Linked DNA regions of Mus musculus: region 2 is linked to region 1. The links are chromatin loops, found by intact Hi-C in ENCODE. Cell type or tissue: heart. All regions are shown on one strand. Links, peaks and the distances in the headings refer to the core of each region. The heading gives the core; the rest is flanking DNA. Region 1 holds the start of Kcnd2 (potassium voltage-gated channel, Shal-related family, member 2). Region 2 has its middle 34 kb from the start of Gm23960.

Evidence for each region. Hi-C counts contacts between places; a loop is a spot of excess contacts. Peaks named below come from ENCODE experiments on the same cell type or tissue, not always from the same donor. Only the 100,000 strongest peaks of a DNase experiment are listed, where the experiment ranks them.
Region 2: it touches region 1 in a loop (2.6-fold over the local background); 2 of 42 quality-filtered maps call a loop at or near these places.

What each region holds. Positions count from the first base shown.
Region 1 is chr6:21,205,300-21,221,349 of GRCm38, forward strand. Kcnd2 (potassium voltage-gated channel, Shal-related family, member 2) reads left to right here and starts at 10,047. Exons shown (of 6, transcript NM_019697.4): 1 at 10,047-12,114. The coding sequence starts at 11,000. In heart, for the core only: a CTCF peak has its summit at 8,717 (motif pointing left); a DNase peak (open chromatin) is centred at 9,982; H3K4me3 peaks cover 1,570 bases; H3K27ac peaks cover 942 bases.
Region 2 is chr6:21,039,120-21,055,169 of GRCm38, forward strand. No RefSeq gene overlaps it. Among named protein-coding and RNA genes, the nearest start is that of Gm23960, 34 kb to the left of the region's middle. In heart, for the core only: no CTCF peak of the experiment used is centred there; a DNase peak (open chromatin) is centred at 9,012.

The DNA of each region.
Region 1 (16,050 bases), core at 7,697-10,196:
CGTATTACAAGGCTAAATTCTGTACCCTGATAGCTGGTTGCCCCAAGATGAGCAAAACCCATATATTCTGGACTTTGCTATGTAAATCTTGCTCACTAATTTAAAGTTAATTGGCTAATAAAGGCTAGATCCTGTGATTGGCAGAGAGAAAGAAAGGTAGGGCTTGAGGATCAATCAAGGGGTTTCAGGAGAGACCAGAAAAGGGAAAGGGAGATAGAGAGAGGAGAGGGCCTCCAGGAGAGGAGATAGATCATGAGCACATGGCCAGGTGAATTAGACCCTGAGGATAACCCAGGCAAGAATAAACCAGCAAGTAACAAGGGACATATGGCAGGGATGTAAGGCAGAATCGCTCATAACCTGCCCAATCTAGGCTTACAGCTTGTAAATAAAATACCAAGATTATGTGTCTTTTATTCGATGTAATCAAAATATATAATATATTTTACACTACTTGTCATATATGTGGAGAAATAATAAAAACAATGTGATAAAATCTGATTCTTCCCTTCTGCTTTGCCTTCCCTTTTTCTAGATTATGTGTAAAAAGACACCAAAATGCATGAAACCAAGACTAAGTTTACAACAAAATCATGTTTATAATGGCATTATTAAGTATATTGGCTTATGAACAACTGCATGTATTAGTACTTGAACTTCAATGTGTTAGGATGTAGGGAAACATTTTTAAAACTCTTATGAGGAAGCAGTAAGGCAATGACATGATGCGTTGACTCTACACATGTTTTAGAATTTTTTTTTTTTTGGTTTTTTTGAGACAGGGTTTTTTTTTTTTTAATTGATCATCTCAACAGGGGCTTAAACATTTATTTCTAAAAAAGTGTAATTCAAGATATATATATATATATATATATATATATATATATATATATATATATATGTGTGTGTGTGTGTGTGTGTGTGTGTGTGTGTATACATATATATGCATACACATATGCATTACATATACATACACACATATATGTTTCATATATGCATATGAACATACATATACATCTTATACATATACACATACATGTGCACATACGGCATGCACACACCACACACAAACACACATGCACTTGAACATAGATACACATAAATACACACACACATATATGTGTGTGTACATGTATGTATATTTATAAGAAATAAATACAGTATACTCTAAAAATATTCTAATTTGATATGGGATAAGGAATGGTGGTAGAAGAATATGAGAAATATTTGTTCTCTATAATTCAAATATTGTTTTTTAAGGGTAGAAGAAGTGGTGTGAACAAAAGCAATTAAATAAGCTACTAACATTTTAAGGGGGAAAAACCTTAGAAAATGTTTGTTGGTGTTGCCTGACATGACAGCATACCCAATGTGGAGAATGCATGTTGTATGTCCGTATCCAAGACTACAATGATGATGCACAATGGAACATCGGAAAACATTTCCAGAAACAATTCGGATTCATTGCACATTTGATTTTTAGGAGCTTTCTAGTCATTTAGCATTCAAAAGTCTTTTATTATGGCCAAATTTATGGCTTCTAAATTCAGTTATTTGATCTCAGGTTGCCTAGCTGGGCTATAGACTTCTAATCTTCTACAGTATGACTGGTTTTCAAAACAGCATTGTGGGAATGTTGAAAAGAACCATGTAAAAATAGCTAAGAATTTTCTACATATGAAAAACCTTTTAAAGTGGGAATTTTTGAAGGTTTAAAACCTGGAAAGTACTTTGAGAGTGAACAAAGGGACAAAATAAATCAAGTTCAAGTTGTCAACTTATCCTTTTAATGGTGTCCCAAAGGGAGATACAGGTCATGGCACTTGCCACAGTGACTATATTCTAGAAGTTCTTTTGCCTTTTGAAATATCAATATGTTTAAAGCATTTAAGCAGCCTTAACAATGCTGTGTCATTCACATGTCTCCTGGTATGTCAAATTTGATTTCTGTATGAAGTAAAGTGATAGAAGGGAGAGAAGAAGGAAGGAATCTCATTGCTTTGTATTCTCACCTAAAATGTCATAAAACTCCCTATGTAAAACTAAAATAAAATATTGGAAATAAATGACATTCTAATTTTTAGCAAATAATTGTCTATGGATATTAAAATATTTTGTGTGATAGGATAATGAGTGTGTGTTAATGTATGCTACTGTCAGTGTGTGCACACTACATCACACATGTACAACTCAGAATAAGCAAAGCCGTTGGTCATCACCTCCCACCTTGTTTGTGACATAATGTCCTGATATTCACTGTGGAATACAGAAATCTACATGTCTTGTCTGCTTTTAAAAGCACCATCTCTGGTCTCTATCTCCATTTTCACTGTAGGAATTCTGGGATTACAGATGTGTGCTACCGAGTCTGGATTAACATGGGCTCTGGGAATCTGTACACAGGTCTTCCTCTTTGTGTATCAGGTGCTTTAATCTCCAAGTTATCTTACCAACCACAATATGTTGGTTGACTAAAAAATGCACAAATTTGCAGTTGTTTGATTTCCATCAATAGTTTTGTACTACAGAGCATAGTAAAAAATTGACTAAGCAAAGAGTTAACATGTGGAATACAAGAAAATATCTGTGAACTTTTTGTTAAACAAAGGATTAAATGTCTAGTATAGAGAATTCAAACAACAGAAAGAAAAAAATCCCACTCAAATGGGCAATTAATCTGAATAGACAGTATTAAAATCAAGACCTATGGATGGACATCAAGAGTAAGAAAATTTGAAAGTACCTACCATAAGAAAAATTTACACAGCAACTACAACAGGATGCAACTTTACCCCATTTAGGATGAACATTTTAAAAAATGCATAATGAAATTGGTTAGACTCAAGAGTACTAGGCAGCCTCAGAAATTTGGAGAGAATATAAATTAGTATACCTATTAGAGCAATGACTATAGAGTAGAGAAGCCACTTTTTTTCTGATGTAACAAAATGACTGTAGAGGAGTGATTTAAGGAAGAAAGGGTTCAATCTCACTACAGTTTGAGGGGAACATGGCTTCAGGCAAGAGATACATGACTTTGGAAGCAAGGGGCTGGCTAGTCAACATTGTATCAGTACTCTGGAAGCTGAGAAAGATAAATGCTAGTATACAGTTACCTTCTCCTTTTAATTTAGTTCAGGACCAAGTCCTTGAAATGGTGCCACCTGCATTTAGGGTGGGCCTTTCCACATCAATTAACCTAATTAAGTAATTCCTCAGAGGTATTCCCAGAGGCTCCACTCCTAGGTGACATCAATATGAACTATCATATAGATATTCCAAAAAATGTAGAAGCAGAAAGGCCATATGGCTGCACATTCCCCTTCCTGGATACATATCCAGAGGAAGTGAAATAAGTCTGTTGCAGAAAAAAGTTTTCATTTCTCTGGGTAGAGCAGCAGTTATTTACAATGTATAGATGGATAGCTAAAGAAAATACTGTATGAGTGCACAATGAATATCATTCTGCAGCAGCACTGAGGAACTCCTGGCACCTTTAACAACATAGTTGAAAGGGTATGAGGCATATACTTTCAGTTACTGGAAAGAAGTTCTGCTCATTGTATTAACTTGAATAAAAAGTAGCCCCCATTGGCTGCTGTATTTAAACATTTTGTCCCGTGTGGTTAGTAGTACTATTTGTGTGTCTGCATGTGTGTGTGTGTGTGTGTGTGTGTGTGTGTGTGTGTGTGTCTGTGTGTCTGTGTGTGTCTGTGTGTGTGTGTGTGTGTCTGTGTGTCTGTGTGTCTGTGTGTCTGTGTGTCTGTGTCTGTGTCTGTGCCTGTGTGTCTGTCTCTGTGTCTGTGTCTGTGCCTGTGCCTGTGTGTCTGTGTCTGTGTCTGTGTCTGTGTCTGTGTCTGTGTCTGTGTCTGTGTCTGTGTCTGTGTCTGTGTCTGTGTCTGTGTCTGTGTCTGTGTCTGTGTCTGTGTCTGTGTCTGTGTCTGTGTCTGTGTCTGTGTCTGTGTGTTATAGAACCTTTACATTGTATGGCCTTGCTGAAAGAAATACAAAAGTAGAGGTGGTTTGAAGGTTCACAGCACCCCCTTCTTAATTTTCCTCTGTCTGCATCATGTGTCAACTTGTGATGTGATCAGCCAGCCTCTTGCTCCAGGGCATGCTGCTATGCTCTTATCACCATTATGAATCCTTTGGAAACACAAGACAAAATAAACTCTTTTATCTGTTGCTTATGGTTATTTTATTTTGCCACAGTAATAGCAAAGTAACTAACAATCTCAGTTTGAGCATTCTCTTTCTTAGGAGAGGGAAGATCACAAGCAAATCTCATGTATCAAAATGTCTGCTGAAGAAGAGGTGGACAGTTTTGAAGAGTTTTATAATTTTCCCCATGAAGCATATGACTTGAGATGAATGTTTCATAACTGTGGAAAAAGAGAAATTATGACCATTCCCAGATCTAGGCAAAACACTAAATTTTGCAAACTAGAATTAGCTGGGCATAATTACAGTCAAATAATGTTAAAGCAGCAAGACATGAAGTTTATAGGGTAGAAAAAGGTGAGATTAGAGATATCTCTCCTTTCTAAGGACTAATTTCTGAACAAATAGGTAACTATGGAAAGTGGTTATGACACCAATTTAGATGCAATAAGAACTATATTCTAAATAAAATTTATATAGGTTGCAAATAAATGAGAAAGATTCTATTTTTAAATGTCATGATTGTATTTATAGAAAAATTAAAGAATAATAGAGTTCAACAAAATTTCAAGGCATAGAATCAATAAGGAAAATCTCATTATACTTCTATGCAGCAAGAATGAACATATGAAAAGGGAAATATAAAAGGTCATAATATCTCCACAGGAAATACAATTTAGGTGTAAACCCAATAAAAACATGTACAGTATCTGGATCTTAAAAGTTACAAAATTCCCTAAAAGACAAAAATCAAAATAAGTGGGGAAACACCCAGTATGGGAAGCCTGCCAATTCTCCAAAGTTGATTTATAGATGTAATACAATTCCTGTTAAAAAATCACACTGATATTTTTGCACATTCAGACACTTATTATAAAATTTACTAAAAAAAAAGGAAGGGCAGACAACAGGTAAAACAATTTAGAAAAACAATCTAAAGTAGTATGAATTTTTCCCACCTGGTATTAAAAATTATCGTATAATTATAGTAATCAAAAGAGGTGGGATGTTAGTGGTTGATACAGACCCAGAGATGAACAAAACAGGATAGAAAAATAGAAACAGATCCACAAGAAACATTCAAGGGTGTTCTGACAAAGCTTAAAAAATGTATCAGTGGTGGGAAGAACACCAGACATTTCAATAAAAAGTACAACTGCGGTTTCAGTGATTTAAGAACAAAAGAGATGTCAAAAGAAAAATCGTAGAATGAAACTGACTTTATGTAAAAATTAAGTGGATAAAAAGATCATGAGTTTGATTTTAAAATATAAAATATAAAGTACTTAGAAAATATAGAGAAAAATATTAAGGAATATTAATTCCCTGAAGGCAGCAGTGTAACTAAAAAAAAGTTTTTAAATTGAGTCTCATCAAAACTAAAACTTTTGCATTATTATAGACTCATGAAAAAGATTCAAAACAAGCTACACAGAAGAAAAAAATGAAAACAATGTATCTGATGCAGGAAAACTGATTAGAATGCAAATACTGTTCAAAGTAAACATATAAGAGCAATCAAATTTAAAACGGAGAATGACAAGGAAGGGCACACCATTTAATTGCAGAATATGTACAGATGACAAATAAACACAAAACACCTTCCATAAAATCAGTCATTAAGAAAGTAAACTGTAACGAAATACAAATGATAAATCGTTGTAGACCAGTAGTGAGTGTAGGATGATCAGATATGAATCATGAATATATTGCTACAGTAAGGGGGAAATCCAGCACTAACTGGATCCCAGTCCAATTTTCTTACGTAGGGTGAAGCATCTTAAAGTGAGGATGGGGGTGGAGGATGCTGGAGAAGCAAAGACTTGACTGAAGGAGGGGAGTACAAAATCACTAAAGCATGGAAGGACTGGGATGAGCCCTGTATGATTCGATGCTCAAACAACTGGTGCTCTTGCAGCTTAGCTCTGTGACTGCTCACGTTGGGAGGCACTCTTAGCATCTTCCGGATTGACTGGATCAATTCCTTTATCAGTCTTAAGTATTCTCCCATTAGGCGATCTCAAGAAGTTATTCTAGGTAGCATTCTCAAAGAGATAAATGGCAGAGAACAGATTAGTGGGTGGATTAAAGGAGCTATAGGGTGGGTTGGTGTCTTATGCCTATAAAAGGGAATCCTTGTTTTTGTAATGTCCTTCATGCCTATTATGATGGTGGATCATTCACAATAACTGAATCTAGAACTAAGGATAGATGCAAAAGTCGGTGTTTGTAAAACTGATAGACTTTAAATGGGTTAGTAGATTACATTTTCTGTACTTAGAAAGTTTGTGTTCTCCGAATTCATATGTTGAAATGCACTCCACAATGAGGTAGCAATAGGGCATGGAGGTTTGGGGAAACTATTGCACAATGAAAGTAATGATTAGACCAGACATTTCAAGGCTGGGATTAAGCCCAAGAGGACTGTCTTCTCCTCCTACTACAGGAGACTGTCAACTCCTGAAAACAGAAAACAAAGACTCACTACATATCAATACACTCGACCTTCCAAAACTACTGGCCACTTGACCTTGGATTTCTGGCTTCTAGAACTGTGAGACACAAATATATGTTTTCATAAATTTCCCAGTTTGTGACAGTTCAAGTGGACTCAGAGGATATGAGTGTTACCTTCTGGCTGTGATTTAATAGGATTTGAAGTGATACCTTTAGGGGAAGTAGATGATAGTTATAAGGAACCCATACCTATACCTATACCTATACCTATACCTATACCTATACCTATACCTATACCTATACCTATACCTATACCTATACCTATTTTTAACTGGTCTTAAGATTGTTCTTAACAACAACAACACCTCTAAATGCCATGTAAGAATGAATTGGTAGTCAGCATGGGATGGATAGTCAGACATACTGGGTCACTGTGTGTCTGCTAGGGGAAGTAATAAAGGAATGAGTGCCATCAGGGTCCTTTCCTGGTCTTCACTTATCAGGAGAGGAAAGGAGAAACTGATATGATTAGGAGATGGTAGTGAATTCAATTTTATTGTGCTGAGTTTTCTTTTGCTTCCCATTTAATCAATATGGTATAGGATACAGGATGGGAAGGAGATGGGGATGAACTGGAATCTTGGGAAGGGGAAGTGAAACACAAGCACTCTGTTGGGTTTTCAATCTCTGTATGTTTCAATGAACAACTGAAAATTAAAATGTCAGGTTCTTGCCTGTTGGGAGAGGGAGATATGCTTTATTCAGAGATAAAAGCAAGTATGATGTCTGTGGGAATTTCATGCACAGGCTGGATAAGATGAATTGTGTGAGCATTAAAATAATAAAACAGCTAGTTTCCATGTTCTTAGTAAAACACATTGAAACTTGAAAATATTATCTTTCATTTTTACAACAGGGCTAAAATGTTTTGCTTTATTATCTTTATTTTTCATTCATAGACGTTAACTAGTTTGTTAAATAAAATCAAATCAGTACACTATTTCCTGAGCAAGGATCTGAATATAGATGTGTTTAACCTAAGCTTAAATCTAGGTAAGTTTAATTCTCTGCACCGTGAGTAGCTGCTTGTGAAGAACGGATTACAACGCCTTCCCAAATTGTAGATGTTATGTTTTCTAAGGCTTCTCATGAAGTTAAGTATTTATTTTATGCTTGTAAGTATTTGATCTCCCAGTGGAAAGGGTCTGCTTCAAAGTCTGTTCCATCCTTACAGGGTAGGACGATATAATGGGCTTTTAGTACCTATGCCTCCTACTTATTTGGGTGGCTTGCTTTCTTCATCTTGCCAAGGTGCCATCTTTTTTATTTGTGCTAGCTTATTTTTTTATAGCAATTGGAAGGCAACCCCCTCCTTTCAATTTGCTAGTTTTCAGCCTTGCAAGCCTTGCAAGCATCCTTCACTTGGCTAATACAAACAAACAAACAAACAGCAGGTGTCCTAAACTTCCCTGGCACATTAGCTCCAGCCTTACGACCTACCAGCCCTGGAATTCCTAACCCGGCACGGGTAACTAAGCACAGAGAGCAAACATCCATCTTGACAGTTAAACCCATATAATACAGGGGATGTTTATTCTCATTCTTTGATGATTTTTTTCTATACTTTAAGTTCATAGGTTCTCTTTGAGCATCCATTTAAAGTGGGCACATCAAGCCTAGAGTCTTTTGGAAGTCAATTTCTTTACAGCAAATCACAACCCACTTTCCTTCTAAACAAAAGACAAAGCCTTGAATAATAAATTTTTATGTAGAAGTCAGTCTGCTCTTTCTAGTGAACTCCACTTTTCAATGGTCTTAATGGTTTTGTTGATCATGCTTTGGTACTTCACATGTAATTTTTCAAAGACATTTCAATAGGAAACTCTGTACATCATATTCCATGTCCATCAGAATGCAGTCTGAAGCCTGAACAACGCGTGACATATAAACACTGAAAAGGTGGGTGGTCGCAGGAAATTTAAAGATGTTTACGTGATCAGATTCTCTGTTGAATCAGTAAATTTTTCTGATCCTTTGCCTTTCTAAAGCGGCAACCTTGGATGTAAATTTAACTTCTCGCCACTCCCGCCATCTAGTGGCCATGGTTGTTAAAAGCTTGGTTTTAAGGAAGACACTTAATGACTGGGGGCGGGGTACACGAAGACCAAAATCGGTTGGCCACTACAATTTTCCTGTCTCTCCTCACATCACTCACCCTTCACCCGGGCACCTTTTCTTTCTTCGGTCATTTTAGATATGGGCAGGGATGCGCAAAGGGCATGAAGAGACACACACTCTAAGAGACTCACGCCCCTGCACACTGACATTTAGAAAAGGGTCTAAATTCTCCTGTCATTTGCAAAGGACAGGGGGAAAGGAGTTGTGGCAAGACCTAACCAGAGGAGATTTGTGTGACTTTTCCAGCAAGTTGGACGGGTAATATATTAGCCTTAGTAACATTAATATCTGTTTTGAACATACATAATTTAAAAAAATAAATAAAGGAACGTGGGAGAGTCACTTAAAAATTCTGTCGCGGAGCTTTGCAGGTTCTGCGACCCAGTCGCCCCCCAAAGGCAACCAATTCCTTCGCGTTCCGCTCTGTTCACCCTCCTTTCCAGCTTTTCTCGAATCTTTTTTTTTTCCTTGCCCCCCTTTCCCACGCTCATCTGGAACCGGGGCTCCGGAGGCAGCAGTAAGCCACCGGTCCCCTTCCTCCTCTCTTCCATCAAACAGCCGCGGCCGAGTGCCTTGAAGCTTCCCTTTGTTCATCCAAGGCTCGCTCATCCCCGGGGTAGAACCACCTGGATGCTCTCGCTTGGTGACATTTGGCGTCGAGGCTGGTGGGTGGCTAGGGTGGAGCGAGAGGAGCCCGAGGGGGCGGGGGCGGAGAAAGGTCAAGGCGAGGGAAAGGCAGGAGACGCCTTTGCCTAACCTGCGTGGCGGGGCTTGCGTGCGGCTCTCGCTCTCTTCCCAGCTTATTTATCGATCGCACCGGCAGAGCTGCGCGCGGTGCTCGGGGGAGATGCGGGACCACCCACTGGCGGGGAAGCAGCGAGCGGCCCTCTCGCGCCCCCGCGCCGCCGAGCGCCTCCTGCCTCCGCGCCCGGACGCCAGCCCGCTCCCGCCTCGGTCCCGGCCCCACGCCGCCACCGCCCGCCCCGCAGCCCCGCAACCCCGCAGTCCCGGCGCCCCGCAGCCCCGCAGCGCCCCGACCCCGGGGACGCCGGCCGCGCAGTAAGTTGGCAGGAGCGAGTGGCCTGGGCGGCTCGCCTCCCCCGCACCTTTTTGAACTTGTTGCTGTTGGCTCTGCTCGCCTGCGCCTGGCTTTTGGGAAGGTGACAAGGAGGAGGGAGGCACGGAGGGTGGGGGAAGGGGACGGAGAGCTCGCCAGAGCTTTATTTATGCTCCCCGGGAGCCTGGGATCTGGCTGCTCGGGAGCCGCTGGCTCTGCCTTTCCCTTTCCGGGTACAAGGCGACAGCAAAGTCTCTATGCAACTCAGCCCCGGTGCGCACTTTGCCAGGTATGTACCGCGGGCGAGGCGCGTTCTGCGCGGAGGCAGATGCTGCTGCCGCCACGGCGGCGGCGGCTGCCAGCTCCCAGGCTCTATAACTGTCACACTGCACCTGAGCTGAACTTGAACAGAGAGTGAAAGGGCCCATCGGGCAAACGCTCTCGGCTAGCGCAGAGGGTGTCAGTCGTCGTTGTGGGGGGGAGAAAGAGCTCTAGACCGACGCCCCCCGCCGCGAGCCCTGCACTTCACCTCCATCTCTGCAAGCGCAGCGTGAGTACAGGCGGCCAGCGGACTCCAAGGGACGCGGGACAGCGGCTGTGACCGCATCTCCGGAGCTACAACAACAGGTCGTCTTTTTGAGACGCCTTTGGCGGGAAGGACCACTTCAGCAAAAGGGGAAGGTGAAAGGGTTCTTTCTTTTAAGAGACTACCACTGACTGGTTGACTTTCCCTGTTTCCTCTCTCCTGCTCTATATACCGACCCCATATCTACCAGACTGTATCAGGGGAGAAGCGAAGACACCTGTTTGAAGCCAGGCTGTCTCCGAAGTCACCTGTACGTTTACATGTGCCAGGACCTGCCCTGGTCCAACTGTTGGCAGAGATTTGTTTAGGCTTTATGGAGAGAGATTTTTAGGTCACTGTATTTTTTTTTTCTTAGTATTCCAAATACTTCTGTGAGGGAAACCTGACCTTCTTGAGTACTGTGACTTGACCTGCGCCACCTTGGAATAATCGTGTTCCTGTGAGCAGTGTCCCCCCAGTGTTTTGCCTGAGGTGAAGAAGTGGGGGGCACTTTCTTACTTTCATTGTGTTATTTTGGGTGACCCCCCTGCTCACTCTCGTGACCTCCACTTCCAGACAACATGGCAGCCGGTGTTGCAGCATGGCTGCCCTTTGCCAGGGCAGCCGCCATTGGGTGGATGCCTGTTGCTTCGGGGCCTATGCCTGCGCCCCCAAGACAGGAGAGAAAAAGGACTCAGGACGCTCTGATAGTGCTGAACGTGAGTGGCACCCGTTTCCAGACATGGCAAGACACCCTGGAACGATACCCAGACACTCTGCTGGGTAGTTCTGAGAGAGACTTTTTCTACCACCCAGAGACCCAACAATACTTCTTTGACCGTGACCCGGACATCTTCCGCCACATCCTCAACTTCTACCGCACGGGGAAGCTTCACTATCCCCGCCATGAGTGCATCTCGGCTTATGATGAAGAACTGGCCTTCTTTGGCCTCATCCCAGAAATTATTGGCGACTGCTGTTATGAGGAGTACAAGGACCGCAGGCGGGAGAATGCTGAGCGCCTCCAGGATGATGCAGACACTGACAATACAGGAGAGAGTGCGCTGCCCACCATGACTGCTAGGCAGAGGGTCTGGCGGGCCTTTGAGAATCCCCACACCAGCACCATGGCCCTGGTGTTCTACTATGTGACTGGGTTCTTCATTGCCGTCTCAGTCATCGCGAATGTGGTGGAAACAGTTCCATGTGGGTCTAGCCCAGGCCACATAAAAGAACTGCCTTGTGGGGAGAGGTATGCGGTGGCCTTCTTCTGCTTGGATACCGCCTGTGTCATGATCTTCACAGTTGAGTACTTGCTTCGCCTGGCCGCAGCACCTAGTCGTTACCGTTTCGTGCGCAGTGTCATGAGTATCATCGACGTGGTGGCCATCCTACCCTATTACATTGGGCTGGTGATGACAGACAATGAGGATGTCAGTGGAGCCTTTGTCACACTCCGAGTCTTTCGAGTCTTCAGGATCTTTAAGTTTTCCCGCCACTCTCAAGGGCTGCGTATACTGGGGTACACCCTGAAGAGCTGTGCATCAGAACTGGGCTTCTTGCTCTTTTCTCTCACAATGGCTATCATCATTTTCGCTACCGTTATGTTCTACGCAGAGAAGGGCTCTTCAGCAAGCAAGTTCACCAGCATCCCGGCAGCCTTCTGGTACACCATCGTCACCATGACAACACTGGGGTAGGTGCCTTTGTAGAAAACGGGATGGTGATTGGACATGGGTTGTGTTGATTATGAATCTCTTAAGGCTTCCTGATGCTTTAGAGTGACTACATTTTTTTTCCTCTGAATGGATTTAAGAAAGCACTATTTTAAAAGTTTGGAAACAAACAAATAATTTTGATCTGTGAAATGGGTATGACAAAAACGATTGAAATTACTTGGGAGTTATAGGCAAATATTAATTACTGATACCATAAAATGACAAATATAGACTTAATAGACTAATTAATAGATGTGGATGGTATGTCTTTCAACCTAAGAGCCTTGTCTAATTTTATATCATTATATAAATTATAGATTTTCATTATGAGTAATGGGTTATACTTAGAATATCAGATTGGAAACAGGTCAACTATACAAAATATAATGTTTGGAAGTCCAGGCTTGTCTCTTTTTTTTAAAGAAACATATGACTGTCATCACTAGAGTTTTCTGAAGCTATGGGTCCCATCAGTCAAAGAGTCTGCAGATGGTTCATCAACTACACTTGGAAGGCAGAGGAGTGTCTGTGAAATTATTGGCCATCATAGGCCAGTTGCAGTGTACAATTTGGGGTTTTAAATTTCTTCTAGAATTCTTCCCTTCCTTCTTTTATTTGAGGGCATGAAGTTTTACAAACCAAAGGAATATATTCTGAATTCATGCTGTCTGAAACGGACTTTTAAGGAAAGAATTAGGATTTATTTAGATGTCATAAAGAATGCTGTGGAGTGATTATTAATGTTCCTCAAACTACAGAAAAGTAGAAGCACTTGCCAGAGGAGAAAAACTAATCAAATAAACAAGAAAGAGACGGCTACTTTGTAGAGTTCTTAGATAATCCTTGGAGAGTTCAGAGTTCCTCCTTTAGCTTTGTTGCTGCCTTTCTTACCTAGGTAATCAGGGTAAGAAGGATTTGGTAAGGACTACAGGAAAAAAAAAGTTATTCCCAAGGCTGTATTTTCAGCTTTGTGTTTCTGGCTCATTTAATTGGCTTCTTTAAATGACATTGTGGTTAAAGTCAACTTAATTTTATTGGCCATATTGTGCTGAACAGAATTTCTTGTGTTATATGGCCAACTAGTGGAATATGTTTTTATGAGGGGAAATTTCTGGCTGAGTTAATGAAGAGACTGGCTGGAGTAAAATATAGTGCTTTGGATTTTGATGAAGCCTCCCATATCTTTGAGGGTGTAATTATAGCTTTTGGAAGGTGAAGGAATAGAACATGATTCCTTCTGCCTTCATTCCCTTTATTCTGCTGGTCGTTTTGTGACAGATAAGAGAGGATGCGGCAGATTATTACAGGTGCTTACCCTTTCTCCAAAGAGTTATGCTTATTTTTTTGTTCTGTCTCTGTATTATGTTGAATCATGCAAGGACAATCAGGTAGTGAGGATTGCTGTCATCATTTCACATCTGAGCCATCCTAAAGAAGCTCTCTGTTAAGAAGAAAACAAAGGGGGAGCTATGGAGAGGCAATACACTTTACAAAATGTGGTGGTCTGCAGGATTTTCGTGAGGTCTCAGCGAGTCTTTTAACATTGCCTACTGTCTAGGTGATCGAATGGAGGCATCATTACAAGGAATGGAGACAAATTTCTAATTTTAAGGAGCTGAAATTCTAGACATGAGAAGTTAATATTAATATTCATTTCTGGAGATGGCTTGCAATTCTTACTCTATCTTGAAATGTATGCTACTTTCTGAAAAAAAATGGGGCTGTGTTACTATTACTGCTCACAAGCATGCTCTTGTGGATGATTTAAGAAAGCACGTTGAAATACTTGAGCAGCACCTATGCAATTGATTTCATTTGTTTGTCATACAGGGGAGCAAATAAGGACAGTTAAATATGTGAACTTTCTAGAACTTGGAAGCAGTAAGGGGGTTGATTTTAAGAATTTCAGTTTCACTGAAGTTGAAATTTTTATTCTTTTTTAATGAAATTAAGCTAATTAATGACTCAGATTGGAAAAAAAAACAACAGCCAGGCTTTTACTATGTAGAAGCAATAAAAGTATGCTTTATATAATACATGAAACTGTCTTAAAGGAATATCTACAGTCCCTTTTCTAAAGTTTATAGTATTTTAATTGCCTGGACAAATAGACTCTTAAATGCCTTGTCTTTTTGGTGTCTTATTGTTAGAAGCCTTGCGGCTCTGTGCTATTTAAGAATGGAAGAGATGTAACATATCTCTCTGTGACTTTGTCTTGTGTGCTGCGACTTTAGAAGGTTAAGTATAAACTTTCCAGAAAATATGCAGTAGTTTTAGCAGTTGTCAAGCTGTGACTGATAGATGCTCAGGACTTCTTTTTACCAGACTTCCTATAGTCTCTTTATGTGGCTATTATTTTTAATGAAGCTAATATTTATTAATTGATGATATCAGATGTGAAATTAATATCCCACGTGATTTTATCAGAAGTGCCACCTGATATGAATACTGTTTTCATGAGAAGAAAAGTAACCAAGTACACCCTGATTCAGGTCTGACACAGTCAACTTGTACTTCTGAGGTCATTTGAGAGGATGTCCCGTTGGTTTTGGCTTTGAAGGCCTCAGTGTGTCTATCTTGGGACTAATGTATTTATATAGTGTTCTCAAATATTAGCTTTTTCATAGATTATAATAGACTATGCTTACTAGGTAAGGATCTAATCTGCCAGTAAAAAGAACATAGTTTTAAGGATACTCATCTTGTATGAGTACACTTAGAAAACATTGAAAAATATTAACAAACGAATATAAGAGGAAACCTTTTTACACGCGTAGACTAAGTGATCTCTGTATCAGTTCCTTCATCTCACCCCTCCTTTTTTGAGCATATTTATTTGCTGACAAAGGACCAGGGAACCACTTCCCTGTCCTCCCCCTTGTAATTCCCTGTCCAAAATGTAGAGTCTATTGCTTTGAATTATCTGAGACTAGAAAGAACCTATAGACTCTTTGGTCAGGGTTTGGGACAGCATATCCAGTTGATGTATTTTTCTCAGGTGGGAGTGCTTGGATAATGATAAATTTTGGAGGTTTCTAAGTTATTTTCTAATGACAACCAGAAGTTGATTTACAAACATGGTTCAGTGGAGTTGAGCCCTGCTTTGCACTCTTCATGCTCACAACTTTTGCAGGAAAGAGGTCCCAGGTGGCTCAGTAAATCCTTGGGGACTTACTATTATGTTAGGCCAAATTTGTGTTCCCAGTCATGTTTCCTAACCATATTGCTCATAGCATGAAGCTCAAGGAGTTCAGAAATACCGTTCTGTTTCTGTGGTCCATTCCACTTCTTTAACCATAAAACCTAATTGTTTTCTTCAAAGGTTTATTTTTTTTAATATGGAAATAAAAATGGCTGTATGGTATTTCTGTAAACCTTGACCATAAAAATCAAATGCTGTAAATATTATTTTGATTTCTTAACAAACTTGAAAAAACTAAAACATTGATATGCTCACTGGAAGGAAAAAATAAAGTATAATTACAGCTTTGGTCATAGATAATGATGTGGTGGTCTATTTCTAAAGCTTTAAAAGAGCAAAAAAAAATGCCTACCCTTCCTGTATTTCAATTTTAATAGTTCTAGTGAATTATAATTTTTGGTTGTTTTCTATGACAAGGTCTGATGGAGATCAGAATGGTTTTGAACCCAGTGTACAGCTGAAACTAGCCTTGAACTTTTGATTGACCTGCTTGCACATCCCAAATTTTAGATTCTAGGCATATGCCATCATTCTCAGTTTGTAAATTTTGCTTGTGAGAAACAACAACAGAACAAATGCAAGACTAGTTAGAAGTTAATCCAGTGGTAAAAGCTGCTTAACAAAACAGAATATTGCATTTTTGTCTCAGTATCAAATGAAAAGTAAAAAGCAATGTAATTTTATTGCAAATTATCTCACAAATCATTTTTTT
Region 2 (16,050 bases), core at 7,924-10,423, 170 kb before region 1:
GCAGAGAAGCTGCTGATCTGTTGCCCTAGCTGCAGAAGATCTGAGAAGCCTTCAAACTATTGGGTCTTCTGAGGAGTAGTTAAGCTGTTTTCCTGTGTGAAGGGCCCCTACAGACTGTGGTTTCTGTTTCCCTGTGTGCAGCAGACCTCCCTGGAGTCTTTCAGTCTGTCAGGTCAGTTGCCTTTTATGCCACAGAGGCTGTGGTATCTCTTGCCCAGTTGCCCTGTGTAAAGAGGAACTCCTTGGATGCCTTCAAGCTGTGGTGTCTTCAGGGGAGCAGACAAGCTAGTGATCAGTTTCTCAGTTGCCCTGTGTGTAGCAGATCTCCTGGGATCCCTCAGGCTGAAGTGTCAGTTGCCCAACTGGTCTAAGAGCATCCTATCCTCTAGGATGGTTTAGGATATGGTGTCTTCATGGGAGGAGACCAGCTAGCAGTCTGCCACAGCAGAAAGGACTGGGCAGAAGGGGTAGAAGGGAAGTGGTATTTGGGGGACAGGGTTTTTGGTGGGTGATCGGTCCCGAGTCCACTAGACTCCCAGTGGCAGCTCTAGGACTTCAGGGGTGGGGGGCATGAGGGAGTATTTACCAACTGCTCTGAGTGCAGCAGGTCATCTAGGATGACTCAGGATATGGTGTCTTCACAGAAGCAGACCAAATTGGATTCTGCCCAAGCAGAAAGGACAAGATGGAAGGGGAGTCAAAAAATACTACTCTTATTTTAAAATATTGTTTATATGTCAATCAGTATAATAAAATGACATCACTAAGCAACATTTTTCACTTTATGCTATTTTCTTGATACAGGCACACCTTCCTCAATCAAACCTACAGGTACCATGCCCAAAATATAATTTTTTATTGTATTCTTTTTCCTTATTCTTCTTTCATAAGATATATCTTGACCACATTCTCAAGTTGTAGGATGAAGATTTTGTGTCTGACTTGGTGTCATGGCTCCAGCAATGGAAGATTTCCCTGGTTAAAAAAGATGGTTGGTTAAGCCTCAGTATCTTCTATTTTTAGGAAGCCTTGTTACATTGCTTTCCAAATGCCCACTCCCCCCAACTTCAGTCATGTCTTCATTTACTTGTTCCCTCCTATCTCCCCTCATCTGATCCTGTCTGTTCTAGTTACTATTCATTCCCAGTCCATCTGTAAAATTCCCCTGCCCAGGAAGATCCATGTGCCTCTCTCCTCAAACCTTTCTTGTTACTTAGCCTTTCTGGATCTGTAGATTGTAGCATAACTGTATTTTCGTTAACAGCTGATATCCACTTATAGTCCAGTACAAGCCATATGTGTCTTTTGTGGTCTGAGTTATGTCACTCGGGATGATTTTTTCCTAGTTCCATCCATTTGCCTGCAAACTTCATGATGTTATTCCCACTATTTGGCATATAGCAAGAATTCCATTCTGTCAAACGAGTACTTGTTCAACTATGTCCGTAGCAGCTTTATTCATAATAATCAAAAACTAGAAGCAACTTAGATACCTCTCAACTGAAGAATGAATAAGTAAAATGTGGTACATTTATACAATGGAGTATTACTCAGCAGTATTAAAAAATGATTATTTTAATTAAACATAATGTCCAGGATTACATTCTGTACAGTGTGAGCTAATAATGATGCCTCTGGTGGTATGTTTAAACTATATTGCAACTGACTTCCAAGTTATGATAGAAAACTTAATGCAACATTCATTAAACTTACAGAGAAAAATAGTTTTATAATTTCCATAGAATAAAATAGGATATAATTGTAAACAAGCAATTCTTACCAATACAAACAGCAATTCTTAGAAGCCCAGGAACAGTTTTGGAAAAGTTTGTAAAAAAAATAGAGGAAGATGAACTTATAGTCAAGAGGCAATATTGATACCAATATTGGGTCATACTGTACAATTGGCCTAAGTGCCTATCTTAAAGTGCATTGCACTGGAAAAGAGAGGCCCATTGGACTTGCAAACTTTATATGCCCCAGTACAGGGGAACGCCAGGGCCAAAAAGTGGGAGTGGGTGGGTAGGGGAATTGGGGTGGGTGGGGGGGGTATGAGGGACTTTTGGGATAGCATTGGAAATGTAAATGAGGAAAATACCTAATAAAAAATATTTTTTAAAAAGTGCATTGCAGAACTCTTCAGTAAAGGACGCTTTGGGGACTAATACCCATGGTGGCCTTATACCTCTGAAATCCAGTCTTTTACTGACTGCATGCATCATCTCATGCATAGAGTTTGATAGTGTGAGCTACTTCTTTTATTGTGTGATACTTAATTTGATTTACTTTGGTTTTATTTTCAGAAAATATTTCTTAACCAGACTATGCTCCCAGTGTTGGGACTGGGACACTAACCCAGCCACAAACCTTTTGACCCAGAACCTGTCTTGCCTGCAAGTTTACTGGGGCAATGGTGGCTCAGTGTGTGGGAGAAGATAATCAATGACTGGTCTAACTTGAGATCCACAACCCAGTCCAACATCTGAAAGTTGGATGTGTCAGATATCTAGAGTAGAACCAAACATTACTAACAACAGCCAACCAAACAACCAAACAACCAACCAAACAAAAACAAAGTCATTGAAATGATCCCTAATGACTTTATGCTATATTCATAGATTGATACCTAGCCCAGTCACTACAAGTGGCTTCTTCCAGCAGCTGATGGAAGCAGATGCAGAAATCCACAGCCAAACATTAGGCAGAGCTTGGAGAACCCTGAAGAAGAAGAAGGAGAGAAAGGATTGTAGACATCAGAGGAATAAGGAGACCAGAAGAACACTGATCACAGAATCAACTAAGGGAAGGTTTTAGGGCCTCACAAACACTGAAACAATAAACAGAGAGCTTATGTGGGACTGTGCTAGGTCCTCTGAATATACACTGTGGTTGTTTAGTTTTGGACTTTTGTGGGACACCTAACAATGGGACTGGAGGTGTCTCTGACTCTCTTGCCTGCTCTTGGAACCCTTTTTATCCTATTGGGTTGTACTGTCCAGCCTTGACAAGAGAAACCTTGTCTTAGTGGAACTTGTTATCACTTGTTCAGTTGTTATCAGTGGGAGGCATGTTCTTTTCTGAAGGGGAATGGAGGATCAGTGGATTTGGGGGAGATGGATGTATATGGGATATACTAGGATGAGTGGAGGGAGGGAAAGATGCCATTAGGATGCATTGTATGAGAGAAAAATAAATAAAAATAAAATGATAACCAGTGATAATGAAATATAACAAGTGGGTACAAATATGGAAAACATGTACTTCAAAAAAATAGGAGCAATGAGAGATACTCAATAGCCTGTAAACAACATTGACAAATACAATTACCAAGGAAACATGTCAAATTTAGTTTTTTTCCAAATTCACCAGCCCTCTTCAGATATGGAAACTTCTGCCTGCTTTTTAAAGTCAAGATCTAAGAGAATTTTGTGAATACTGGCACCTGTAGTCCCATTTCAGAGCCTATCTTAAAGAGCTCCTCATCGATCAAATAAGTAACTGCATGACATTTATTGTGTGCTTGGGAAAAAAAAGCTTTGTCCTTATTACTACTAGTAATTATTGATTTTAATAAAATATATTAATTTGTTTTACCATCATTTCCATGTAATGCATAAATATGAGTCATAAGAATATTTAGATTGCCAGCTTTTTTCTGTAAATATTTAAGATAAACCATCAAGAAGGAGGTACAAATGAATATTAACTAGCCAAAATTGCAGATAAAAGATTTCTAAAGGATTGATGTCATGTATTTTAAGAACTTTAAGGTTTAGACTAAAATTAACATTATTTTCTTTTTTAGGTACATTAACTATTTTATTTTTGTAAGGGTAGACGATCACTCTCATAGAAACATGGAGGATGGGATAGGGGGTTTATGGAGGGGAAACCAGGAAAGAGATAACATTTGAATTGTAAATAAAGAAAATATCCACAAAAAAGGGTTAGGTTAGCTTATAAAAATAGTATGGAGTTTGCAGTACATAGACATTAGCATTTTATAAGATGATCTTTATTATAATTTAACAAAGTGTGCATCCCTCAAACCTTTTATTAAAATAGCAGGCAGCTGTCAACCTTTGAAAAGGCAATCAAAATAACTGAGAAGTTTTTTTTTTTTTTTTTTAAATTGATGATGTAGCTCCAGTGTAAAAGCCCACTGTAATATCCTCCACATAGTCCACAGCTTAATGGCTGATCTCATTTCCATTCAGCATTTTTCACCCACTTGTATTTAAAAGGATTGAAGTAATTCTGAAGCTATCTTTCATGCAAACACAGTATATCTCTCCTAATTCTGAGAGCTATGGAAAATGTAAATGCAGTATGCTTCCTGAGCAGAGGATAAGCCCTTTAACTCCAATGTCTTTCACAGCTTTACCTTCAGAGTGCATTGCCAATTACAAATCAGCAACACCTAAAATCTTTTTCACAGTGAAACTGTACAAAATCTGACAGCTATTAAAATTAGATGATGGTAAATGCAACAAAACTCCTTAAAAAGAAAATACAATTCACTCCCTTATAAAACTATTTGGTCATTTGTAGGGTGTAGGGTGTAGATAGCATGTGGTCAGAGTTTTTTGGCCTTTTTATTTATAGTTTTCCTGTTTGGAATAAAGAACTTGGGATGTTAAAGATTCAAATGCTACCATGCCAAATTCATCATGATCAACAAATTTCCCTTGCTCAATATTTAGAATTCTCATCTAACAGAAGAGACTTGCTATTAAAGGAAAATTTCAGTACCCACTTGTAGTAGTAGTAGTTGTTGTTGTTGTTTTATCAGTATGTGATCTTCTTTCCTGATCACCTTCTTTAGAACAAAAACACCCGATGTCAGATGCAAAACTTGTGCTTAAGTAAATAAATACTCCATATTTTATCTTCAAAAATCAGGGACTTTGATTCACTTTCTGTAGGCATAAGACATTTTTTCCAATTAAAAAATGAGTTTTACCTAGTCAGTTCTGTCTCATTTTGTTAAAAACTACCTCTTTAATATTTTTGAAATTATAATTAGATCACGTCGGGTGTCTGTTCCTTTTAAGCCATCCTGTACAATACATATAGCCATGGCTCTCTCTGTTTTCTTTTAAATTAATGTAGTCATTAATTATTGTTATACACACACACACACACACACACACACAAACTGCCATGTCTGCATAGTGTTACTTGAATGCATATGGTTTCAGGGTTGCCCATTTGATATTGGGTAACCAACTGAAAGACCACACCAAAAGACACACTAGCATGGATGAGGAAAACTCAAGACACCTCATCCCACACAAAGTACAACAAGCGACTAAGGAATGCCTCTCACTTTTAATGATTGTATTTGAATTAGGAATTTCTCTTTTCTTTCCTTTTCTTTTCTTTTCTTTTCTTTTCTTTTCTTTTCTTTTCTTTTCTTTTCTTTCCTTTCCTTTCCTTTCCTTTCCTTTCCTTTTCTCCCTTTTTTTCTTCATTTTTTTAAATTAGGTATTTTTCATTTACATTTCCAAATGCTATTCCAAAAGTCCCCCATACCCTTCCACCCCCCACTCCCCTACCCATCCACTCACACTTCTTGGCCCTGGCATTCCCCTGTACCGAGGCATATAAAGTTTGCAAGACAGATGGGCCTCTCTTTCCACTGATGGCCAACTAGGCCATCTTCTGATACATATGCAGCTAGAGACACGAGCCCCAGGGGGTACTGGTTAGTTCATATTGTTGTTCCACCTATAGGGTTGCAGATCCCTTTAGCTCCTTGGGTACTTTCTCTAGCTCCTCCACTGGGGACCCTGTGATCCATCCAATAGCTGACTGTGAACATCCACTTCTGTGTTTGCTAGGCCCCAGCATAGCCTCACAAGAGACGGCTATATCAGGGTCCTTTCAGCAAAATCTTGCTAGTGTATGCAATGGTGTTAGTGTTTGAAGGCTGATTATGAAATGGATCCCTGGGTATGGCAGTCTCTAGATGGTCTATCCTTTCATCTCAGCTCCAAACTTTGTCTCTGTAACTCCTTCCATGGGTGTTTTGTTCCCAATTATAAGAAGGGGCAAAGTGTCCACACTTTGGTCTTCGTTCTTCTTGAGTTTCATGTGTTTTGCAAATTGGTAAGAAGGACACATTCTCCACTATGTTCATAACAGCCTTATTTGTAATAGCCAGAAGCTGGAAAGAACCCCTATGTTCCTCAACAGAGGAATGGATACAGAAAATGTGGCCCATTTACACAATGGAGTACTACTCAGCTGTTAAAAAGAATGAATTTATGAAATTCCTAGGCAAATGGATGGACCTGGAGGGCATCATCCTGAGTGAGGTAACCCAATCACAAAAGAACTCACATGATATGTACTCACTGATAAGTGGATATTGGCCCAGAAATTTAGAACACCCAAGATATAAGATACAATTTGCAAAACACATGAAACTTTTCTCCCTTTTTTGTTACTTTAACCATACAGCTTTCTCTTTTCATCAGTTGTTATTCAAACACAACTCAAAGTAATCATTTCTCTCTTTTTATAATCTATACTGAGGGATGATGTGAATGGTACAATCTAATGTCAGGATATGGAATACTCTCTCTTCTAATGTGACCCACCCATTCCTCAACCCTTTTCCCAATACTTTGGGCAAAGTCATGAACTGAAAATATTGCAGCCAACAATATTCTCCCTTTTGATTAGTTTAAAATGAATTTCCCATTGCTATGTTTTCCTTTTCAACAATCTATTCAAATCCAGTATGGTAATAATAGTTTTCCTTACAGAGCTATTGTGCTACTTAATTAATGTTTGTACTTACTTGGAAATATTTGGTTGGCATATGAAATTCCGGTGCCAAGTGAATTATTACTATATTAAAATTAATGCCAAGACAAAGCACATTGTTAAAGGTAATGGCTTGAAAAGTGTCCCTTTCACTAAGTGAAAGGATGAATTGATTTGGCATCTTTTATATACCAGTTGGATAGATGTCTACAGCAAACTGAAGTTTGGAAGAGAAATATTTTATCCAAATTCATTAGACAGTACTTCAATTATTTGCTGTATGTATAAATTCTGAATTTTTGCTCAGTAGTTATATAGATTAAATACTTTATCAGGAGTCAAATATAAACATTTAAAGAAAAGCTACTAATGTTTCAAAAGTTTTACCTAAATGCTAAATTACTTTAAAGAGGAAGCAGAGTGAAGAGAAGTAAGCTCGGGGAAAAATCTAGCTTGGGTATGATGCCATCACTCTTGAAGCTCTGTGACATACAGAGATGTCCTACTCACTCTTGTCTTCTCAGTATTTAAAACAATTCTGTATACATATAAGAGGCACAATATCTATTTCCTGGACCAATGAGAACACGGCCTGACAAAGCCATTAGTAATGCTAATATTAATGTAATAAATTTATGTTATGATCATAAAAAAACTTGAAAATTGTTCCAATTATAAAGTTTCTGTCACCCATCCATACAATATTAAGATGTTCAATATTTGTTGCAATAAAACTACTACTACTTACAGGCAGTAATTATTTATTTTTAAATGTACCTTTAATATCTTTAATTAAGATAGAATTATATACCTTCTTCCCTGCATATACATATTCATTCCTTATTTTCACTTCAAAATATGACTCAGGAAATGTTCTTCAAAACATTAGTTTGAAAAAATAAAAAAATAATAAAAAATTAATAAAAACATTAGTTTGAGTGCTACTAAGTATATTTTATGTTATTGTTATTTACAAATTAACAAATAATTTTAAATTAGCTCTCTATTTGATTAAAATAAGTAACAAAACAGTGATAAGCTTTGTTATGGAAAGTTTTATGGACATAAATTATCATTTTTGCATATACTATATATGGTGAGAAATCATTATTTGAGGAATATTAATAAAGTCAAGAGCCACTTATAGCTTCTTGGAAACATAAAACAGTCCTCACAGGTTTGAGGGATGCACCACTGGATAGTTTTTAACTTATTCTAATTGTTTACTTGTATTTTATTTGGCATAAAAAATGTAGCCTTTTTCTTTTCTCTCTCTCTCTCTTTTTTTTTTTTTGCCCATGTTTTAGCTTTTTGCTCAGTGATTTGTATTGGATTTTAATTACTAGCCTGCTGTGTTGGAGAGAGACACAAGTGACAACCTGTGTAGAAAAAAGTGAAGCAGATTTAGCTCTAGGAGTGATGCCTACCATGGGACACTGAGAGTGTGCTGGACCTGGCAGGATCACAGAAGATTCAATAAGATGTGGTGGTATTTTGGATATATTTCTCAGGTATTCATAAAAGCAGTTGACTAGACATGTGATTACTTGGTGCTCATGTGTGTACTTGCACATGTATGCGTGTGTACAGGTATGGATATGTGTGTGTGTGTGTGTGTGTGTGTGTGTGTGTGTGTGTTTCAGGGTAAAATTTTGGCTGTAGATGTAAAATTCAGAACTGATGCCAGAGAGATTAAGAATAAATAAGATCGCAAACCACTAACCAAAGAATACACATCGTGGGACTCATAGCTCTAGCTGCATATATAGCAGAGGATGGCCTAGTTGATCATCAGTGGGAGGAGAGGCCCTTGGTCATGTGAAGGCTCTATGCCCCAGTATAGGGGAATGCCAGGACCAGGAAGCTGGAGTGGGTGGGTTGGTGAGCAGGGGGAGGGGGAAGGGAATAGGGGATCTTCAGAGGGGAAACTGAGAAAGGGGATAACATTTGAAATGTAAATAAAGAAAATATCTAATGGAAAAAAAGGCAAACACAGTGAGAAGAACATGCTCTGAGCATGATGTGGCCCAACCTCCATAGGCAGAGGCAAGGCATATACTACAAGGGTTAAAGGTGAGACATGAAAGGAATCAGGAAAAGCTGGGGAATGAGAAGGAAAAATCACAGCACAACAAAAGGTCAGGAATGCTGTTGGTCGTTCAAGTATGAGCAGATTTAACATCAAGGAAGTTATGAGCACAGGGTCTGTGGACCAAGGCCCAATTGGACTGCATTTAAAGGAGACTGGCAGAGCAGATGAGGATAGGCAAGCCATTTCAGGACTGTTGCCACAACAAGGGAACAAAACAATGCCAAAATAGAAGCCATTGAAGAGCTTCAAGACAAAGACTGTATTTTGCTTCACTGTCAGACTTTGAGAACAACAGCATATTTTGAAACTAGTGAAAACAGTTCAATAGAGCAAAGAGCCTGTGAACATAACAGAGTACATGAGACAGGAAAGCATGCATAGAATGCCCTTAAGTAGAATAGAGAGGATGAAATGTAATGTATGGATAGATATTAGTTTAGCATATGAACAACAAAAAATATATCTTTGAGGCATGATATTGTGTGCAGACACTAGAGACCTATACACACATGATAGGAGGACACCGAATTGGGTTCACATACTCTCTGCTCTTCATTTCAACTTGTCATATTATATTGACTAATGTTTTAAGTTTTAAAACAATACAGTTGATCAGTAATTCCCAACAAGCTTCGTTATGCTTATATACAACATTAAAAAATGTTTACTTATTATATGTTATTAACATTTTCTTCAGATATATTCCATAAATTTTAATTTTGACATTTACTTCTTAAATCCCAAAAGTTACATAAAGATTAATAATATAGTAATAGGTAGATTAAGCTACTTTTTCAATTTATTTTCCAATTTGAAGATGTACTTGAGAATAATTAATATACTAATACTTTGTACTTTAATAAAATTTATTACATATTTTCTAATAAAAAATTATACATATTTTCCTTTTGATTAAATTTTAAAAATATAATACTAGATTTTTTTGATACAATCATTTTTAGGTTTTTAAAATCTTTCAAAATACTTGAAATTGGATCTCCATAAAAGGATTTTAAAGCTCTAAATGGATATTCGACCTTAGGAAGAGTACAACATAAAAAAATACGTTTTAATATATTTTTTCTTTATTATTACTTTTATGCAAATGATTGTTTTTCATACAATATATTGTGATTAGGGGTTCCCTCCACCACTGCCACCTAATTGCTAGGCAATCTTCTACCTTTCTCCTTCGACCTGAATCCACTCTCTTTTTGTCTCTTGCTGCAGAGCCATCAACAATCTAGAGAATAATAATAAAATAAACTGAAACAAAAATCAGACTTTGATAGGACAAAGGAAGCAAACAGAATAAAAAGCACCAGAAACTCATATTAGATGCACAGATACATATTCTCACATACAGGAATTCCATAAAAACACAGAAAACAGAAACTTACATACTTGCAATATATACTTACTTACAAGGAACATGTAAGGTTTTATAAATATACCCTGTCAAAATATGAGAAAAAGAATGTGCAAAGATCTCATTTAGTTCATTTTTTGTTGGTCATCTATTCTGAACATGGGGCTTGCCCTTAGGCATTGTCTGTATCTGCAGTGAGACTCTATTGAAGAAAAAATAAATTTTTATTTGCCAATTTTTATCAATTGGAGATAGCTTCTTGGATAGGGATGGAAGCTTGTGTATATTTTTCCTTCCAATGCTGGGAGCTCATCTTGTGCAGACACGTGTGTGTGCTGCTAACACAGTCTCTGTAGGTCCATATGTGAATCACAATTTATTCCTGATGTGTCTAGAATATCTTATTCCTTGGAGACCATCATCATCTCTGGCTTTTACTATCTTTCTGCCTCTTCTGCAAAACTCCCGGAGTGCTGAACAGAGGGATTTGAAAGACTCATCTCATTTAAGATTGAGTGTTTCAAGGTCTCACACTCTGTACATTTTCCAGCTATGGGTCTCTATATTTGTTTTCATGAACTGCAGGAAGAAGATTCCATGGTGAATGCTGGGCAAGGATGAGTATAGCTGATTGTAGGTAGGGATACATTTTTTTTTTTTAGCAGAAAAGCAGTACTCGGTTTTACTTTAGGTCCCTGACCTATCCAGTCTCAGGTTCTTTGCCACCTGAGCTGCGTTGAGTTTTGGATTCATCTCATGCAGTGAAACTTAAATCAAATGAGATAACTGGTTGGCTACTCCCACATTCTGTGGGCTGCTATTGCAATAACGCATCTTGCAAAAGGTCATCAGTGCATGGTGAAGGTATTGTGGCGGCACTAAGGTTCACATTTCCCCTTTGACAGAGAAGAGTATCTAATTATGTCACTAACATTAGTCCATAACAGGGAGGTAGCAGGCCGATTTCTCCATGTTCAATGAGTTATGACAGAGTTGTCTTCAGTAATAGGGTCTTATCCGCAATGTGTGGAGAGCAACCAATACCCTTGATAATTGCCTTGATCGCTTATTTAAAATTCTTATGTTTTTAATCTATCATTTTCTGTAAACTATTCATTGCCTTCTTTTTCTTTTCTTAATGGCTTCTAAGACAGAAGTCATCACTTTCAGAATATGTTTGGCTCAAAATGTAATGATGTATAAAATACATACAACACACACACATATACACATATACTGTCTCCTGCTAGGCATCATAAACTAATAAAATCTTAGTAATATGAATATGTTATCATGTTGGGAGTTGTTAGCCAGTGATTCTTAAAGACCTCAAACATTATAATATATTGTCATTTTTTTTGATACCTACCAGGACTTTATGATAAGAACCCACTTCCAAAGATATCACATATATATCCTTAGTTATAGTAAAGTTATAGCTTTTATCAAGTTGGTATAGACCTGTTTGCTTCCTCCCTACTGGCTAGGTTTTATAATTATAGAACATACCGTACAGCTTACCATAGTAGGAAAGCAGTCATCAATGATAGCTCTCTATGAACCTCCAAATTACAATGACTACTGTCCTGGTGAGACCTGTCTACTGGTGAAAAGATGCAAGAACAACCTCAGAGTAAGCCAGTACTTTCTGATTAGACTTAATTCTTACATCACAAAATGAAACCTATATATCAGCCAGAGATAGTGGAAATATCTTGTGGACACAGCAGAAGCTGCATATATAAACCCATAATAGTTGTAACACCATCAACAAAACCTTAAAGAACAGCAGGATTATATTCCAGCATTCAAAATGAAGTTGGGCACACAATCCCATCCCTAGTCAGGGAATTCCTGACAAATTTAGTTATTCTATTAAAGAGGAGACAGTTTTCTCTGCTCGTGTGTCCCTGGTAAGTCAACCATATTTAAGAAGAAGACTAGATATCCAAAAACTTTTGAACAGCACAAATATGTGTTTTGAAGGATTAAAAAGTGAAAAGGAAAACAAAAATAAATAAATAACTACAAAATTGGTTGGATAGTGAAGAAGAATGGATCATGGAAGATTTGACAAGGAGTTAATTATGATCAAAGTATATTCTATGAAACTCTCAAAGAACTAGTTAAGCCTATGGAAATGATGTAAAATGCTTCATATTCATAAATCTAACTCACTCTCAGTAAATAGTCTGTGGAAAAACAAATCAAAATTTAAATCTGACTTGAAGTTCATGAACTCCACGTTTCTACATCTAGTTTGTGGTTGATTTTTACGTTACATAAATAGATTAAAGGACACATCATTTCTGCTTCCATCTCCTGTGTGTGCAATGCTAAGGCAAATATTATACAAACCCAAGCAAAATGTGACAGACGACGCTCAAGATAGAGTATGAGGGAGAAAAGCATAGTACTTTATTTCAGCATGGCTGGACTAAAAGACAAGCGAGGTTTTAATCATGTGCAATGGAGAATCTAGAGTCTCCTGTGTTTGATTTCAGTCAACAAAGCCATGTTCATTTACTTTCATGACTGGAAGTAGTGCCCCTAAATTTATGATCCCACACCATCGCAGTAACAAGGAGAGCAGGCCTGTTTGTGACAATTATACACCAAAAGATGACCATCACTCCCAACTCCTGCAATAACTCACCCCAGTTTTGGAGAAACTCTGCCAAGTTTCACAACTCTGGAGAAAGTTCAAATTATTTGCATCCTCAAAAGATTAACAATTGTGGGTGTGATCACATAAAAACTTCACAAATAAGGAGTTCAGGGGCCTAAAGTTGCAAAAAAGATGATCTGGGATATAGTCAATTTAGGTTAAATATTTCTCCAAAGATTTAAACAATTGTTACAGTCCTCTTTCTTGTACCTTTATCCCAAGTTTCAGACAACGGGAAAATTCTGCTTCTTGAGCTGTAGTGTTTTCTGATGTTTTCAGATTGTGTTTAGGAAGTAGTTAATTTGCTACATTGATATTTATTTTATTTCAGAATTCTCAGGGACTCACCATGATGGCAATTCCTCATATATATTTGATTTCCAGTGTCAAATTTAATTTTCTTTTCATGAATACTAAATTTTCATTTTAATAAAAATGAATAAGCTGTTGTCATATTATCTTAAATGTATTTAAAGAATTATCTTGTCAGCAAGCTGTGACAAGGCTTTTTCTTCCCGAGTTGCATGTTTTCTTTCTGCTGTTTTACTTGCTGTGATAATTAGGACCTCTCACAGTATAATACAAGCAAGCAAGGTGGAAACCATTCTTTTTTTCTTTTCTTTTTTTTTTTTTTCTGTTCCAAAAAAAGAAATTAGACTAATATTTCACCTTTAAGTGTTAAGTCTTTTATAAGCTTGTGAGAAGACTGTGACTGAAAAAAAAAAAAACAACAAAAAACAAAAAAACAACTGAATACTATGTTTCTAAGAGATTTACATATGATTTGAATCTTATGAGGATATTCTCTCCCTTAAAAATAGGGTTTGAATTATAACATTTCTATTGTAGATAGTAATTTTTCTGCTATGTTGTTTTCTCTGAGTGTCTTATAGGGTTATGATTTCAGTTGGAGATAGAAACCCACCAACTTTTCTAATATGTTTTATATGCTTTTTTTTTACACTTAAATATTTAATGTCTCCAGAATTACTATTGGTGTATCCTGGTAGTTTACTTAATTTATGTTGTCTGTTCAATGTCTGGAATACTATAATAGCATCTGTTTCAATTCCCTATTATAAAATAGAAATTATCATAGTGTCTTATGCCTGAATATGCAGCTGCTCTACTTTAGACTTTATATCATTGCTGAATGTTTGAATGCTTAGTATTTAGCTTGTTTTTATATAAAAATAAGGATAATAATGTCATAAGAAATTTTATAAACATGTCCAACCTAGATTTTCATCCCTGGTTATTCAATCAAGTGCCACCCTAGTTACTGATCTAAAACAACTTCATAGACAGACTTAAGGTTATTTACACCCTCATATTAAGGTTCTTAATATGAAGAATAAAAAATGATCTTGAATAATCCAGGTGGCTAGTATAACCTTTGCTCTCCTAAGGCAGCAGGGATATTGGTCAAGGACATTTGTCTTCAGATAAATCAGGAAGGAAACACAGAAGAAAAGAGATCTCATGCATATGTAGACAAGACTTGAACCTGATAGCTGCTTTGAATAATGGACAAAGATGCCCAATGTATACAGGCAGCCTCTAGAAGCTGGGAAAGATACTAGCAAAGAGAGTTCCATCACAGTAAAGAAATGAATGCAACAGATGGTTCAAATCTGTAAAATCTTTCCAAGAGATGAAAATAAGAATCATAGGCCTACACATACTTGTCTCTGGGCTTATAAACCTGTTTTCTATATTGTATAACAGAAAACAATGGATAAATCTTTGTTTATATAAACCATGAAACATTAGATAATTTGTCACAGCATCTATTTGACATTAATGCAAAAGCACACAGCAAATGATGACTATACCCATTAAATCATTTTGTTTGGGTAAAATACTAAGTGTAATACTGTCAAGTATTTGAAAATAAGTCTGTTTATTTTTAAATAAATAAGGAAATAAATAATTCTGAGTTTATTAGTAGTAAACACTCCTAAGAAAATCCTAGGTATCTTGGAAGATAACAAGTCTAACTTAGTGAATCAATAAGTTTCTTGGACTTATTTATAAGAATAGGGATGGCACCAAGGCAGTTGTATCACCTAAATCATGTGCAAGCATTGGTGATGACTCAGAATGCCTGCATCCCTGGAGCTCCCTTGGGGGAAACCCAGGCAGCTCAACAGTTCAGAGGTTGGCATTCCAGAGAATTTGTTACTGCTTTCAACCATGGAGAATGCCATTGTGGATCTTTCTGATTTCAGGAAATTCTTAGCTATCTTGTGGTGTCTTTGCTTCTTGAGTCTTATAAGATTTTTTTTAAAACTTCCTGAAACTTAAAGGGACTCACTCCAAGAATATTTCAATATATCAGATTTTTCCATCACCAATGGGTGACAGAATATCAGCTAAGATTTTGATATTTGGAGATTGCTGGCCAGCCCATTTAAGACAGAAAGTATCAACACTAATTTGATTTTTCATAAGCCCACGAATTACTTTAATGGAAACTACCAATTCTCCCTTGTGCATTTCAAATTCTGTTTATATGATTATCAAATATAAAAAATTGATTTTATATATATTTTAAACCTCTTGGATCACATAGAAAGATACCATGAAATATTGTTGTATCTCGGCACATACTTCAGGCAAAATTTTATTTATTTATTTATTTATTTATTTATTTATTTACTTATTTACTTATTTACTTATTTCAATGCCTATCTATTTATAATATATTAAATTTATATATTTATAAATATATTTATGTTATGTATAAAACATTTGTTTATTTATTTATTGTCCAAGCTGGCTTCACACTCATAGAGATTAACCTGTCTTTGTTTCTTGAGTGCTAAAAGAGGACATGACCATTCCTGGCTTAAGAATTATTTATAATAATATTTACAGAGCATACCAGCATATGCTAACAGGTACTTAAGTTGAGACCTACAAATTATTTTTTTTTATTAATCATTTTATATGTTTACATTTCAAATGTTATTCCCTTTCTTGGTCTCCCATCCATGAATTCCCCAAACCTATGCACCTCCCTTTTACCTCTAATAGGGTTCTCTCCCTGGGTCCCAGGGCTCCAGCCACATATGTGGCAGAGGATGTCATTGTTGGACATCAGAGGAAGGAGTGGCCCTTGGGCCTGAGGGGTTTTGATACCCC